Regions from separate parts of the Homo sapiens genome. Here region 1 is linked to region 2. A link is a loop called in an ENCODE intact Hi-C map of the cell type or tissue named here. Cell type or tissue: A673. All regions are shown on one strand.

The links. Peaks named below come from ENCODE experiments on the same cell type or tissue, not always from the same donor. Only the 100,000 strongest peaks of a DNase experiment are listed, where the experiment ranks them.
Region 1: a loop joins it to region 2, with 2.2 times the contacts of the local background. A loop is called at or near these places in 3 of 110 quality-filtered maps.

The regions. Positions count from the first base shown.
Region 1 is chr1:96,976,606-96,984,605 of GRCh38, forward strand. No RefSeq gene overlaps it. Among named protein-coding and RNA genes, the nearest start is that of DPYD-AS1, 120 kb to the right of the region's middle. In A673, no CTCF peak of the experiment used is centred here; DNase peaks (open chromatin) are centred at 2,046, 2,906, 4,076, 4,936 and 1 weaker place; H3K4me3 peaks cover 620 bases; H3K27ac peaks cover 5,616 bases.
Region 2 is chr1:97,046,411-97,054,410 of GRCh38, forward strand. No RefSeq gene overlaps it. Among named protein-coding and RNA genes, the nearest start is that of DPYD-AS1, 46 kb to the right of the region's middle. In A673, CTCF peaks have their summits at 1,682 (motif pointing right) and 4,237 (motif pointing left); a DNase peak (open chromatin) is centred at 4,201; H3K4me3 peaks cover 321 bases; H3K27ac peaks cover 1,194 bases.

The DNA.
Region 1 (8,000 bases), 70 kb before region 2:
ATGCAAATCAAAACCACAAGATGCCACTTCAAACTCATTAGGATGGCTAGAAACAAAAAGTTAGATAACAATAAGCATTGGCAAAGACAGGGAGAAATCAGAACCTTTATTCTTGCTGGTAGGAATGTGAATGGTGCAACTCTTTTGGAAAATAGCAAGGCAATTCCTCATGTGATTAAACAATTACCATATGATCAGCAATTCCGCTCCAAAGTATACACTTTGGGGGGCCGAGATGGGCAGATCATTTGAGATCAGGAGTTTGAGACCCACCTGGCCAACATGGTGAAACCCTGTCTCTACTAAAAACACAGAAAAATTAGCCAGGCATGGTGGTGTGCACCTGTAATTCCAGCTACTCAGGAAGGTGAGGTAGGAGGATCGCTTAAACCCAGGAGGCAAAGGTTGCAGTGAGCTGAGATAGACCACTGCACTCCAGCCTGGGTAACAGAGCAAGACTCCATCTCAAAAAAAACAAAAAAAAAAAAAAAAGAAAGAAAGAAAAGAAAATATATGTTTCTGCAAAAACTTGTACATGAATGCCTATAGCAGCATTTTTCATAATAGACAAAAGAGGAAAACAATCCAAATGTCCATGAACTGACAACCAGTTAAACAACATACAATGTACTATTATTTGGCCATTAAAAGGAATGAAGTATTGGTACCTGCTGCAAAATGGGTAAACCTTGAAAACATTATGCTAAGTGAGAGAAACTACATGTTGTATGATTCTATTCACATGAAAATACAGAATAGGGACATTTATAAGACAAAAAGTAGATAGGTGCTTGCTTAGGGTTTGGGGGAGGGGATAGCAGGGTGATTGTGAAAAGAATACTGAGTTTCTTTTTAAGGTGACAAAAATGTTCTAAAATTGTCTGTGTTGATTGTTGCACATATCTGCAAATATGCAAAAAGCCATTAATTATACACTTTAAATGGATGAATTTATGGTTATTTGAATTATATATCAATAAAGCTCTTTTTAAAAAGTAATATTTGAATCCGTGGTTTGAAAATAGTCTCTAATAAAATACTTGACTCCCCAAACCAGGTTGTAGGACACCCCAAATTATAGCCTTAGTTCAAATAAGGAGAGTCCATTTCAGATTCCATTTGAGCCTTTAAAATCTGTATTTTAGTAAGTGAGGAACTCAGACCTTCAGTCTCTGATGATTTGGGGAAACTAGGTTTGCGGAAAAATAATTCCTATCCTTTTAATGCTTTCTGTGTCATTTGTCCTAGGTTCTCCCTCCTAAAGATGCAATTATAAGATGCAGAAGAGTGAAATATCTAGAAGATACCCCAAAATCAGTTGCTACTATACACCCTCCAGTAAGCTTCTATCAAAAAGGAAAATTTTTTAAAGAAAAATGTTATAAAAGAGGTATATTATTTTTAATACTATATTCTTGCAATTTAAAATAAGGAAAAAATATAAAGAGCTTCAAAATGTTACTGTCTCTTGTTACATGACATGGCCAAAGTTTTACTTATTGGCATTTATTAAGTACTCTTGTGCCCTAGATGCTTTTACATACCTTTAGTCATAATCCTGTTTAGGGTTACAGAAGCGGAGTTTATAGAGACTGCAATTTGCCTCAAATTACACTGTTTTTGGTAAGTGGTAGAACCAGGACTTGAATCTGTATCTTTCAGTCATCAGAGTCTTTTGGTCCAAACTGCCCTTGAAGAAAATGGACCAACACCATGGCTTGAGTTCTCCTATTGCTAAGGACAATAAAATAATACAAGATATAAATAGGAAAGCTGGCTACTCAAAAGATCCATCCACAAAGTTTTCTAACGTAAAACCACCTCCTGAAGTGAGTTATCCTTACTAATTTCTAAAAGGGTAGCATCATTGCCAAAAGTCTTCCCAATCCAAACTTTCTTACTTTTATGCTAGCTGAATTCAGATGGCAGCACCTTCCCTCTCTTGTCATTTTCTCTTGCTTTCACCCTACACAAATTGCTAGTGGTTGAATTGCCAACACACTAGAGCTCCCCTAGTGCTTCTCACACATCTCCAGAAATGATGTCAGACCAGCTCGGCTCATGTTCATATTCTCCTTGGCTGATGAAATATTTAAGCCATGCTGATAGCCTCAGATGGCATTTTAGATGCAGAATACACCAGCCTGTTGTTCCTCTTTGCAGAGGAACAGTAGGCTACGGCGCCCTGCCTCCATTTCTCTCCCATGTTTATGCTAAGAATGATACTTCTTCCTAATGGTGTTTTAATCAAAAACAGCTCATCACCAATACTTTTTTTTTTCTTTTTTTACAAAAAGAAGCCATTTCTAGTAGGCTTGGCTGACAGAGTGTATACAATTAGTAAGACCTTTTAGAGAAAGAATTTACAGAAAATGCTCCATTCGTTGACTTTCAATTAAAATGATAACAGCAACAGATCGAGTGAAAGGAAACCTGTTGCCATTCTGTCAGCCCTGTGGCAGGTGTGTGGTGGGAGAGTGAGGCTGTCTTTGCAAGCACAAGTGAGCAGGTCATTCTGACTGCAGCGTTTACACCCAAGCTAATTGATAAAGACATTCTCATTTTGACCCGATCCCATGGAAAACAGGCAAACAAACCAAAAACACTTGTCAAACAGCTATGTTAACACAGGTAAGGTTAATAGGTGTGAGAGACTAGACTTTCCTTAATATTAATCAAAAATAATTTAGGCTTTAACACAATGCCCTTGCTCTTTAATTTTGATGGTAAAAATCAGAACACTTCCCTTCAATGCCATTAATGGGGTCAGCCTCCAAGTCTGAGCGAGTAGCCATGCCGTCAGTCCCATGGAATCCTAAAAACCATCATCATTTGTTTCTAAACAGATCATGAGCTATTTACCATCCCAGTGTTTTGTGCACAGCTGGGTGTCTGGCAAGTGTCCAATATCCATTAACATTTAAAAATTAGGCCCATAATGCATCTTTTCTGGGGCTTGAGAAGTATACACAGTGACACATGGTGGGAACCAATTACACTTGCACTACCATTAGTCTGGCTGCATTCAACTTCCCAGTAAATGCAGGCTAATTTAGTTTCCAGAATGGTGTGTCTAAATTCATACAATAATCTTAGAGAAGGCTGCATATCTAAAGATTTATAGTGGAACAAACTGCTCAGCAAGAATATTACTTCCCACAGTGAAACATGAGAGCACATCACAGGACGATTCACTGAATTTCTGCAAGTTTCCTTTCAATATGTCCTTTCTAAAACTTCCAGTCAGGGGATGAGTTGGAGGACACAAACAGACTAACAGATTTCAGTAACCATTTCTGTTGCCTTGGTCTGCAGAGCTACCATCACTTTGTATGCTAACAGATACCTTTAAATGTGTCTTTCTCACCTTTGGAGTTATAGCTGGGTTACCTTAATCCATTTTTCCAGTGGATGGACAAATTCTGCCTTTGGAATAGAGTACTTTGAACTCTTTTTGGGCATTGTATTACCTTATTGCCCAAGATGAGCAAAGCAAACTCTACAATTGGTGGTTTGGTAAAAGGTTGAATACAGAGAAGTTCAGAAATAAATGCTGTCTGGAAAGTGCTGTTCTCCAAACTTCCACTGTCTGGAACAATTTCTCTAATAATATCCAAGGCAAAATAGGGAGTCAGGTCTATCTGGAAAGCAACCCAAAGAGAACCTCCTTCCTTGCTAGGTGTCCATTCCACTCTCAAAATCAGGATGGAAACTGATTAGCTTCTCTGGCTAATCATTCTGGGGCACATACTGTACCAAGCTTCTTAGCTCACTCAGTCTATGTCATGCTGCTTAATAAAGCTAAATTGCTCACACAAACAGAATACTGTGCCATGGGCTTTTAGGATTCAGAGGTGGTTTAAAAATATAATTTTTCACTAACATTCAGCAGAACAATTTAGCAATAGCTTACAGAAAATTGCAGGAAAGCAGTAATTTTCCAAATGTGCACAAACTGATTCAGCAATTTACAAATTAGAGACTTTGGGGGTGGTTAGGATGTGCAGTGAGCTAGCAAAGTTGTCCTCTCTGAGGGCAGACTTCCCGTGCCTCAGGCTATGCTGGGGAACACCATTTCCTTTTTCTCTAGCACCTTGAAATATTTAATGGCAAAACTTTGTTTGGAGGTTATAACTGTTAAGTTAAAAATTACGTTGACTGAATTGATTTAAATTGGAATTGACTCCAGGAAATGCCAAGGCCTCTGTAATTGAAGAGTGATTTTTAATGAGTTTGGAGCAAATACTAGTTCTCTTTCAGTGTTCTCTTATTTTGAGAAGACCGTATACTACAATGTTTTTCATTGAGAAGCTTATAAACAGCATCGAAGGTACAACTGCCTCATCAGGGCTGTTGATTTGTGCACTTACTGAATTAGGAGTTTGTGGATAGCATTCTTTTCTTATTGTTTAGGAAGTATGAATCACTGCCACAGCTGAAAATGTATAGGATAGGCAGTTAGGCACAGTATATTAAAATAATATGAATGTGCCAATTGAGGAAAACAATGAAACCTATTATTTAATAAAACTGTCTATATCGTATGTTTCCAGATCATTTTGTAGGGCGATTTTAGTGTAAGGATTAACCCAATTGGTGCAGATTAGATGAGGAGAGGCCTGATTTGAGTGAGAATATTTTCTTTCAATAACTTTAAAAGGTATAGATTTTATCTATAATAGTCATTTGGATATGTGTCTTGCTTAAAATAGCTAGTTCAATACAGACTGGGGAAACAGGTGCACTTATCTTTTGTATAAAATGCATGCAGGGTTATGATCTCATCACACATACAAAGAACCCTTTACAACTGGAATCATGAACAAGAAATGTATTTCCTTCAACTTAATTATTTAGTTTCCTACTAAGAAGTTGCTCTGCAGAGGTCAATTATCCTTCAGGGATATCCTGGAAGAAATGAACAATTAGCTTGATTTTCTGTTGAATTTGGAGCTTGAAACTCAGTATGTGATCTATTAAAAAAAGGAGATAATTCCTCTTAAACCATGTCCTAATCTACATTGGAGTCTTACACTGCAGGTAAGAAATCAGCAAAGTAATCCAATCCACCACCATGGGGCCAAGACTGAGTATCTTGATATACAACAATCATGGCTTCAAAACGTTAATGGAAAAATCTCTCATGGGGAGCTATGAAGAATAACAGAATTCACTCCTCTTATGAAGTGCAAAGCCTTATGAAAGGGAAATGCCATTTGATTTTTTTTAACTAAACAGAATTGCTCAAATCTGATTAAAGAGAGTAGCAGCAAACATTGTAATTTGGGGTAATCAGGAGAGTGTACAGTTTTATGGAGAGATGAAAGGCATGAGTATGGCTTTCATAAGCTTCAGACTATCCAGGAGGCTGACCGTTACCTGGCTCTGCTCTAAAAAAAGCTTTCTTGCCCTAAGAAACAGAATTTAAAGTGGGGACTAAATTGAGTTAAAAAGCATCCTGCACAGAGCTTTTCAGAAAAGCGCTGAACTCGCCTATGTAATGAATCTAGAGAAAAAATTATTTTCTCTCTGGAAATGTCTTTCTCTTTTTGAGTTATTTAAACATGGGAGTTGTAATACAACATTCTTTTTTATTTCAGTTTTTAAATTTGAGGATGCTGGTTTCAGCTGGCTCTATTTCCTTGGAAGTCAGGGCTATGCTTTAAGCTTAATAATATTGGATGACCCTCAAGACCTTTAAATCACCTTCATGTCACTGATTTAGCATTTCCCCTGAGGATGCATTCATTTGTTCTGTCTCAGTCCTGAAAGTCTGGCTTTAACACACACATAAACGCACATGCACACACACACACGGAAAAGAGATGAAAATATGCAGAGGGTTAAAAGAAGAACTCAAAAGTATATTACGGAGTAGGAACTTGCTAGAGTTGTGTCATTTAAAAGATAATCCCAAGCAAATAGTTTTATAGCCAGTTGCTGGCTTTCTTTACAGCAGAAAGATCTGTTTTATCAAAAACCACTGAGTGGGTGGCAGAAATAAGTCTCTGCCTGGAGATGAAGTAGAGCTCTCTTAAATGGCTGCTACTTATGATACCAATGATAACTTGTAATAATGCATAACAAAGAGCACCCTGAATTCATTTAACCAATTTCAATAAGATTGAAACACTTTTCACACATTTTCATTTACTTTTTTTTTTTTTTTTTGAGACAGAGTTTCACTCTTGTCACCCAGGCTGGAGTGCAATGGCGCGGCCTCGGCTCACTGCAACCTCTGCCTCCCGGGTTCAAGTGATTCTCCTACCTCAGCCTCCTGAGTTGCTGGGATTACAGGCATGTGCCACCACACCCAGCTAATTTTGTATTTTTAGTAGAGACGGGGTTTCACCACATTGGCAAGACTGGTCTTGAACTCCTGACCTCAGGTGATCCACCCGCCTCAGCCTCCCAAATTGCTAGGATTACAGGCCTGAGCCTCCATGCCCGGCCTCATTTACTTTTACAGCATGCTGGAAAAGCAGAGTGGGCAGATCTTACTTCTCCCTCTGCAGTGAAGAGATGTGAAGACCAGAGCTGAGAATATGTGAAGTGAGACAAGATTAGGTGCTTCTGGTTGAACCCCTTTGAGTTATTTTTTTCTAATATATATCCCTTTCAACATTTTTCTGTGTTCAATTTCACACTGTTTCCCATCTGGCCTAAGTGGATGGGAGGGGAGTCCCAGGAATTCAACTCAATCTGAAAGACATGCTCTTTGATTTTAATCTTCCCTTTTCCTTAAACTCAACTTCTGCAGACTACCTTGACATGACCTAGTAATCCCAAGCCATCAGACTGGTGTCCAATGTGACCACAAGAGATTTTATGAGGAAATGTATGGTCTGACCACTCAGAATGGACGTGTTTTTCCAAAACTAAGCACCAACCTACTTGGCAGCTTAATGTGTCCTAAAGGATTGGGTAAAGGGAACTATCACAGCTTTTGGTGTCAGACATACCTGGGTTTAAGCAATGGCTGATGCTTGGTCTGAGTCCTCACTTCACCATCTGCAAAATGGAGATAAGATCAGTAATCACCTCAGAGAGTTATTTATTTTAGTAAAGAGGAATGAGATAATGCAAGTAAAACGTGTCTGTAATTATAGTAGGCTCTCATCACAGACCCAGCCTGAACCAAGCAACTTACATCTTCATGATCCATATTAGCCTTGGACTCAGTGTTTTCTCCAGCCTTGTCTTTCCTGTGTACACTTTCTTAGTCAAAGTTCCCAAGTCCTAACTTTTTGTTATTCCATGTTGAATCTCACAAAGGAATTTCCCAAGTATACTCTTTATTTTGAAAATATATTACCTAACTCGTAAAGTCAGAAATTTTTCTTCGGCTATATAGCTTCCGAGGTTTTTCTGCCCAATTGCCCTCCAGAATGTGTAGGTTGAATTAGATCAAGCTTACTGAGGAAGCCAATTACTAATTTCCTTCCTATGGAGAAGTGAATTTGCCACGAGAAGGTCTCACATCTCATAAAACTGCCTGTGACGGTGTAAAACGCATCATGGGAGTTTCCAAATGCATTTCTCTGCTTTGCTACGAGTATTGAAGCATCAGAGAATATTAACAGTGACTTGGAGCCCCAAAGTCACTGCTCAGCCCATTTTCCAGATGAAGACACTGAAACATAAAAAGGTCGAGTAGTTCTTCAGTTACCAAAATGGAGAAGAGCCTTGAACTACTGACCTCTAGTGTTGTACCTTTTGTATCTCAGAATAAAGCACACTCTTTAATAAATTATTTGTGAATACAAGTTTGAAGGCAATGTCTATTCATAAAACAACTGACCTAGTTAATCTAGGCAATCAAGTTAATTAAACAATTAATTCCTTGGCAGGTGAAAGGAGGGCAAGTTGCTAACAAGCAAAGGACTGCTAAATTGGCTGTTTGGCCAATTGTTTGATGAAATCATCCTCAAGTCAGTCCAACAGTCATTTCAACAGCCTTCTAGATACAAGACAGATCAGGAGGTGATCTGTCTCCACTG
Region 2 (8,000 bases):
CAGCTGCATAACTCCAATCTCTGCCTTTGCCACCATGGCATTCTCCTTGTGTGTGTCTGTCTTCACGTGGCCGTCTTCTTATATTGACGCCAATCACATTGGATTAGAGGCCCAGTCTACTCCAGTTATGACCTTGTTTTAACTTGACTGATCACATCTGCAATGACCCTAGCTCCAAATAAGGTCATGTTCTGAGGTACTGGTATTCTGAAGTACTTTCATGTATCTATTTTTGAGAACCAATTCAACCTATAACACTGACTTATATAATTCACTTTTGAACTAGAATGACAAACTATTGGCACCTAGTGGGTGCCACAAAATGATATTCCTTTCCTTCCTTCTTCATGCTGGGTTATAATTACAGTGACTATTCATGACTGATTTCTGTCTGTCCCAGTGCCTTTATGCTTGTCAGAAGGTGTGCACGCAATGTGGTGAAAATTGGGTCACCCATTTACCTGTTGATCCTCATCAACTGGCAGGTGGTTTCTGAGGACCTGGGCTTTTTAATGCTATTCGGTGATTTTTCTTAGAGAACCATCGGTCTGCCCCTCATGCAGTATGTAGCCACTGCTGGTTTCTTTCTTTGTCATTTTGTACAGTCTTGCTGCACTCCCTCCTACACCACAATATGCTTTTGTGCAAGGAGCCAGCTCATTTCAGGGAGAGGAGAGGCGTCCAGCTGCCCATGGACCCCACCAACACCAGCTCTGACATAGGAGGGGAAACAGCCCCGAGAGGTGCAAAGTATTCTAAGTTATGGATGTTCATAGAAGGGTAGTTTGTTTTATTTGTAATTCTTTACTTTTGGCTGTGCTTACCTCCTGCCAGATTTCTAACTCCCTTAACATTTAAGATTGCCAAATCAGGCCATCTGTAAACATGAAAAGTTGTAAAACTGGGGTCTTTCACCAAAGTGATAGTTTTAATATTCTGAACAGAAGAAAAACTAATATTTTAGTTCTGAAAGTCCCAAATAATATAGTTTGGAGTGGGTATAGCCTCTCTGTTCTCCATCCTCTGCATTTCTCAGGGTTTTCTGAATGTGGGTGGATCTTGGTTTGATGGCCATCTTTTTCTTCCTCTCTGTCGAGAATGTGCCTTGGCAAGCATTGGAGAAGCCCAGCACAGCTTTTGTGAGCCAGAAAGGTTAAAACTGAGCTGACAGGACAGCCCCAGCTCTCTGCTGTTGGTGAGTTATTCTGTTTATTCTACATATGTTTCCTTTTAATTAAAATGTCATTTTTAATTAAAAATGAAATGTCAAGAAGGAAAAAAATTGGCAAAGTCTGGATGATTGCAATGAATGCAAGCAGGAATAGTCAGTAGAGAGAAATAACTTTAAAAGAACGAGACTGTATCTTATTCACCATTTTGGTTAAAAAGAAAAAAAACAAACAAAACAAAAACAAAGAGAGCTTTGGAGGGTTTTGAATGCTCTCTGCTGTTCATGGCAGGCACACACACACACACACACACACACACACACACACACACACACATCTGCTTTATAGCTTGTTCCCATAATTAAAAAATATATATTTGATGTGTGGGCACATGCTTTAAGTTAATGAAGGATGCTGATGGGTGCCACATCTTTCATGAGTGACAGAGCCACTAATGAGATGTAGCATTGACTGTAGAGGGCACCAATAAATTGTGTAAAACACCCCTGCTGGCCATTTATTTAATTTATTTTATGGAAGCATAATGCCTTATAGTTTAATATGGAGCTTTTATTTTGTTATAAAGACCCAAGTCTACAATGGGGTTTTCAAGAATTATGCATCATTTATGCCTCCCATTTCAGCATGGCACTGATAGAGAATATTCTACATTATGATTAAATCCTCAAAGAGATGCTTCTATAGGCAAAAGCAACTGCACTAGAGTTTACATTATGTTTTCTGCAGAGTGGGAACTGACACGTGGTTAGGAATGTGGTGGGGCTTGTAGAAATCAGTTGCAGAAGAGCAACGAAAGGTAGTTTTGGTATGGAATAAAGGAAAGACCAATGAGAAGTGAGCCTCTCCGCAGCAGGTAGTGTCTTCATTTGGTCTTCCATCTTTATCTTTTTATGCCTTTTTTGCTCTTTTGATCATGCTGAGAAACTTCCTCTCCCTCTCCACATTTGGCAACTTTGCCTCATTTTCTTTCCTGTATGGTGCCATTCTTTTCCCTGACTTAGGTCTTTGCTTATGTTCTTTCCTCCGACATGTAATCATCCCACTATACCCTCCATGAACTCCCCACCTAACTTCTGCTACTTGCTCTTTGAAGCTCTGTTTATGAAATCAGTTCTCAACTTCAATGATTTCTATCCTGTAATGACATTTTTTCCCTTCCATCAGTAAGTCCTGTGAATATTCTTTCATAACTCCCTGGACTTCTTCCTTGTATCACTTATAGCACCTGTAATTAAATGCTTAATTGCCAACTGAATTTGGTTACATTTTCTAGAATGTAAGCTCCAGGAAGGCAGAAACAGTGCCTACCTTGCTTATAGCTGCATCCCTAGCACCTGGCATGATGTCTTGTACATAGCAAATTTCAGATAAATATTTGTTGTTGATTAAATATTTACTCTCAGTAAAGACTGTAAGTATTTGGTTAGTATGGTTTGCTTAAAAGCAAGTGAAAAGTAGTACAGGTTCATGAAAATTGTGAAAGGGCTTTATAAACCATTATACATACCTCCAGTTTAGCTCTCTCTCCAATCCTGCTTGCATTCTGTGAAAATGAAACTAAGAATTAGAGTTTGATTCTCATAATGATACAGAAAAAAGCTGTAATTTTATGGAAACATAATTCAATAAACCTATACTGAAAGTCTACTATGTGCCAGACAGAGTACTTGGCACCTAATGTCCCTACAGTTAAGGAGCTTTCAGTTTGGTAAAATTTGTTGAGCAAGTAAGAATTGAAAAACATTTTTATCTACATTGGCTGTCTTTTGTATTTCCCCACCAGTAAATGTTATGTAAAGGAAGCCCAGTTCTTACAATGTATATGACAAAATATACTTGTGTCTATCTACAAAACAAAAACCTGAAGGAAATTGAAATGCTATTCCTTGTTTGCTCTATTAGTTTATTAGTATGAAAGTATTACTTTATTGAAACATAAAATAAAATGGTTGAAATGATATTGTGTACACATTATTTTCTGTCTAGTACTCAATTTTGTAAATATAAGTAGTAAAAGTAAAGACATCTCTTATCCATTTCACTAGATTTTTTTACAGTTATCTTTAAACATTTATTGGAAAGATTCCCCCATTTTTCTTTATCTCCATGATAGTCAAGAAGTTCTGCTTTGTGTCCAGTTGAAATATCTTCTGCTTTATTAAACCAATTTCTGCTTGTTTGCACCTCTGTGTCCATGGAGAACAACTGATCAGCATCCTTTATATAAAACCTTTTATATTCTTGGAGACAGTAATTTCCTGTGAAATGTTTAGTTGAAAGTTCCATAAACTTGAAGAGAAACAAAAGGGTTGTGGTTACTTTACACTTCATGAAAATATTGTTGCAAAGCTTTGAATGTAAAGACAGTTACATTTACCTTTCTATGTGACAAATTAACTTTAGCCCCCTTTTTAATCGCATTTTGGTTTCATCATGATACATTTAAATTATGTATTTCCTGGCAAATGTGGTTAATTATTTTGGAAGTGTATGCACATAGCAACCCTCTTTGGTTTCTCTTAATTTCTCGGTAAATCTTTTTGACTGTATTTTATAATTTAAATTTATAATTGTCCCAATATGAATTATTATTCATTTGGAATTGATTTTGGCAATTTGATTCTAAAACCTTGAAATCTAATAATGGATAACCACTAAGAAAACATTCTCATGAGATATAGAAAAAAAATTTAGGGTCGAGTGATTTAATTGCACGAATAGGTTTTTTTATTTAGAAAATGTATTATTCCTATCATTAATTTCAATAGTCCATAATTGTCCACAGTAGTTTAAGAAATTCAAACAATATTTATGTAACATTAAACCCAAAATATCACTGAAACTGCAAACATTTATGTGGCAATATTAATGTGCAGACATTTTCTGGGATTGACAGCACACGGGCACATGGTATTAACTATCTCATAATTTCTTCATTCTTTATGTCAAGGGAGCTCTTCATGGAAGTTCTATGATTGGAGGGGGTCTCTATATACATTAGCACACTTCTGCCCAAGTGTTTCCTTGGTTTTGGTGAAAGGCTGCCCTCTTGTGCAGAGATGAGAAGCAACTGTTAAAAAGCCTCATTTAGCTTATTAGCTGATGCAATTTCTATTGGATTCTAAAATGGAAGTTAATGCTATGCTTGGAACCCACAAGTCATCTTTTAAAAATATCAAGAATTTACTCTTAACCTTCCTCTGGACTCTTTGTACCTTAGCAGGGATTATGATTCTCATGATTCCTCCATATGACTCAGACCGAAGATAAACTCTCACCTTCAATTCAAGGAAACAGCTCCCCATTAGGAACAGCCTATAGAGTTTTGCTCTCAACAAATAAATGATGTGTTTATTTCTAATTACAAAACATTCTCATCTATTACTGAATCATATAACTTAATGAAAAAGAAACCAGACCCACTCCTTTGGGTCTATTGAAGTCTAGGTCTTAGCTTTGTCACCGCTGGAAGAGAAGAAACTTGAAGAATCCTTCACAATGTTAGTACTGAGAAGTGAAAAATAGAGTGCCACTCACTTCTACTGTTTTAGGTCTTATTTATCTAAGCATCTAATTGAATTGAAGAAGTAGTATTTCAAAAATGTATATTTGATAAGTAGGTAAGATAGATTATTCTATCTGAGACTTTAGTAAGTTTTATTTTATGTAAATGCTTTCTTGTACTTTTTAAATTTAGGGTTTTAAAGAGCTTCAATAATTATTGTCACTTAGAAAAGAATGAGTTGAATATCTTCATGAAAGTTGTAAGAGTGGCTAAGAACCCTGAGCAATGGTGTCTGAATTAATCACTCTGTCTCTAACGTATAACTCACAGAATGTAAAAGTAAAGCTCTGATGTGATTATAGTTTAGAATTCCACAAGGTCTTTGGTCACCAGAGTATGTTTGAGCCCCACCTTTTTATTAGATAAGGATGACATAAAAACAAACAGAGCCTCAAGGAAAATGAAAACATGTGTCCCCACAAAAACTTGTACACAAAAGTTCATAGCGGGATTGTTCATAATAGCCATAATAACCAAAACGTGGAAACAACCCAAATGTCTGTCAGTGGACAAAATGTGATTTATACATACAATGGGTTCTTATTCAGCCATAAAAAGAAATGAAGTACTGATACATGCCACAGCATGGATGAACCCTGAAAATATTACACTAAGTAAAAAAAGCCAAACACTAATGGCTATATAATGTATGGTTCTATTTTTGTGAAATGTCCAAAATGAGCAACTCTATAGAGATATGTAGATTAATGGTTTCCTAGAGTTGGGGTGATTGGGGAGGGGAGGAGAGGGGAAAAGAAGACAATGGTGACAATGGGCACAAGGGTTTTTTAGAGAAGGAGGTGATAAAAAATGTTCTAAAATTGATTGTGGCAGTGATTGCACAATTTTGTGAGTACACTGAAAACCATTACCTTGTACTCTTTAGGTGAATTTTATGGTATTAGAATTATATCTCAGTCAAGCTGTTCTTTAAAAAGAGTAAAAAAAGTAAATAAATTAAAAATAAAAACCTCCTGTGTTCTGTAAAAAGTCTTTTCCTTATTTCAATGGTTGGTACAAAGTCTTTATTCAGTACTGAAAATTATTCATATGTGTGCAGTTAGCCTCACCAAACCATTCTTGGTTTAAAGATTTTATGTCTGATTCAAACCTGCTTTCTTGTTTTATGAGTTTAATTATTATGAACAATCTTCTCTCAGACTTTTCTCCCCCCTCCCAGGACAACATGCCTTGGAGGGAATGTAAATATTTTACGTGTTGTTACAATATTTATATGAGCAGAAACAAAGAGTTGAGGGTGGCACTTTCCCTAATGAATGCCAGCGCTGGCTTTGGGATCAGATCTATTAAGATTCAAATCCTACTTATTCATTGTGAAATCTTGTACAAGTTCTCTTTGAACGTCAGTTTCCTTCACCATAAAATGAGGATAGCAGTACCTTCTTCATATAGCTGTTGTTTCATGTATTAAATGAGATAACATATTTTAAGCACTTTGCAAATTTACTTAGACATGATAGGTGTTCAAAAAATATAGAAATTAATAATAATAATTTTGAAGAAAATAATTCAATTTATTTAAAGATAATCCTTATTTAGCTAAAGTGTATGAATAGAAAACAGAGTTAACAGATTCCTCAAACTATTTCAATGGTAATTAGGGAATTTTTGCATTGGTCTTTAAAAGTATGAATATTTATAGAGAGTTCCTTATTAAGAATCATTTTTTTTCCTTCAAAAGAAAAGCCAGATACAAACAAGTAGGGAACCATTGTAGCTTTTGGGGAATGGGCAAAATTATTATCTTGAGGTATTATTTTCAAAATAATGGATTTTACTTGTCGTAGGACACTTTTTCTGCCTTTTCATCACAATTGCAATCAGCACACTACCTGCTTTCAGCAGCAACAGAAACAGCTGGATCACCCATTTTGATGAGGGATTACTCTTCAGTATTTATAGTAACACCCATTTCACCAAGTAGGGCTCAAAAGAAGGAAAAAACAAACAACTGACTTCTCTTGTAACGGGTAACTGCTTTCTTTTGTACTAAATTTTCTTTCCTATTGCTTTCACTAGCTTCAGATCCTGAAGCTCATTTCGCCACTCAGGGGACACTAAAAAGCAGCCAAACCAACACAGCCAATAGAAATTTAATCTTAAAAACATAAGACTTTGCTTTGAAAATCCTGTAGAAACATTAAGCAAAATATTAAGGAATAAAAACAAGCCCATGAGCATGGCAAAGGTCTTGAAACCTGAACAGGGACTACATTCTAAGTCAGACACGCATAAATATGTGTCTTTTCTCACTGATATTAATGAAACGGTTAATTCTGTTGTCATGGCAACAAAGAACAGCTGTGATAAAAAGCTAAAGGTCTACACATAATGCCCAATACAAGGTCTCTAATTCTAAAGCTGATTTTCTTAGCTACAATAGAAGTGATGTGTTTTCAATATCATTCTAAGCTTTCACATCAAATCCTTCTAGTTAATCCAATAAATAGACCAGTAGCATAAAAAGGAATATATGTTTGCACATTATAAACCTTATAAAAGAAGTTTACCTATGTCCAATGTTAAGAGGGGATCTGAAAAGTAAATATATGCTCCTTCAGAATAAAAACCTACTCTGAGTGAAACCCTAAAATGTAGAATATGTTTGAATAGGATATCAAGGTAATTATCAAATGCACTATTATCTAGCTAGTCAGTAGGAATGTATTATATTTGAGATAACAACATCACTGCTACTACCAACAGCAACACAACAGCAACAATAATTCAATTTTAAAAACTCACTGGAACATAGTAATGTAAGTGGCAGAGTTTGTTCTATAGGCCTATTAATGTTGTTTATAGGTCCACTGCAATTTGCCAAATATATTATACCAGTAATCCAACCCTGGTTGTAGATGAATTTCAGGCTCTGATAAAGACTCATGTAATATTTCAGCTTCATTGATGAATCTCTTCCTTACCTTCTTTTTGGCCCTGGAAGGTCACCTAGATTTCTTTGTCTTCCTCATCTCCCTTCTTCATAGGTCTCTACAAGAACTGTCCTCCCTCCTCTATTCCATATTCTTAGCTCAGGTACTCACAGTTTCTCTCCTGGATTACTGTGATCGAACAGGCCTCCAATTCATTCTCCAGCCAAATGTCAAAGTAATCTTTCTAAAACATAAGTGAAATCATGTCCCTTCTCTTAAAATCTTTCAGATTTCCTCCCTTTTCTGTCTGAGAAAAATCAAAAGTTCTTAGTATGGCTTAGAAGAGGCTTC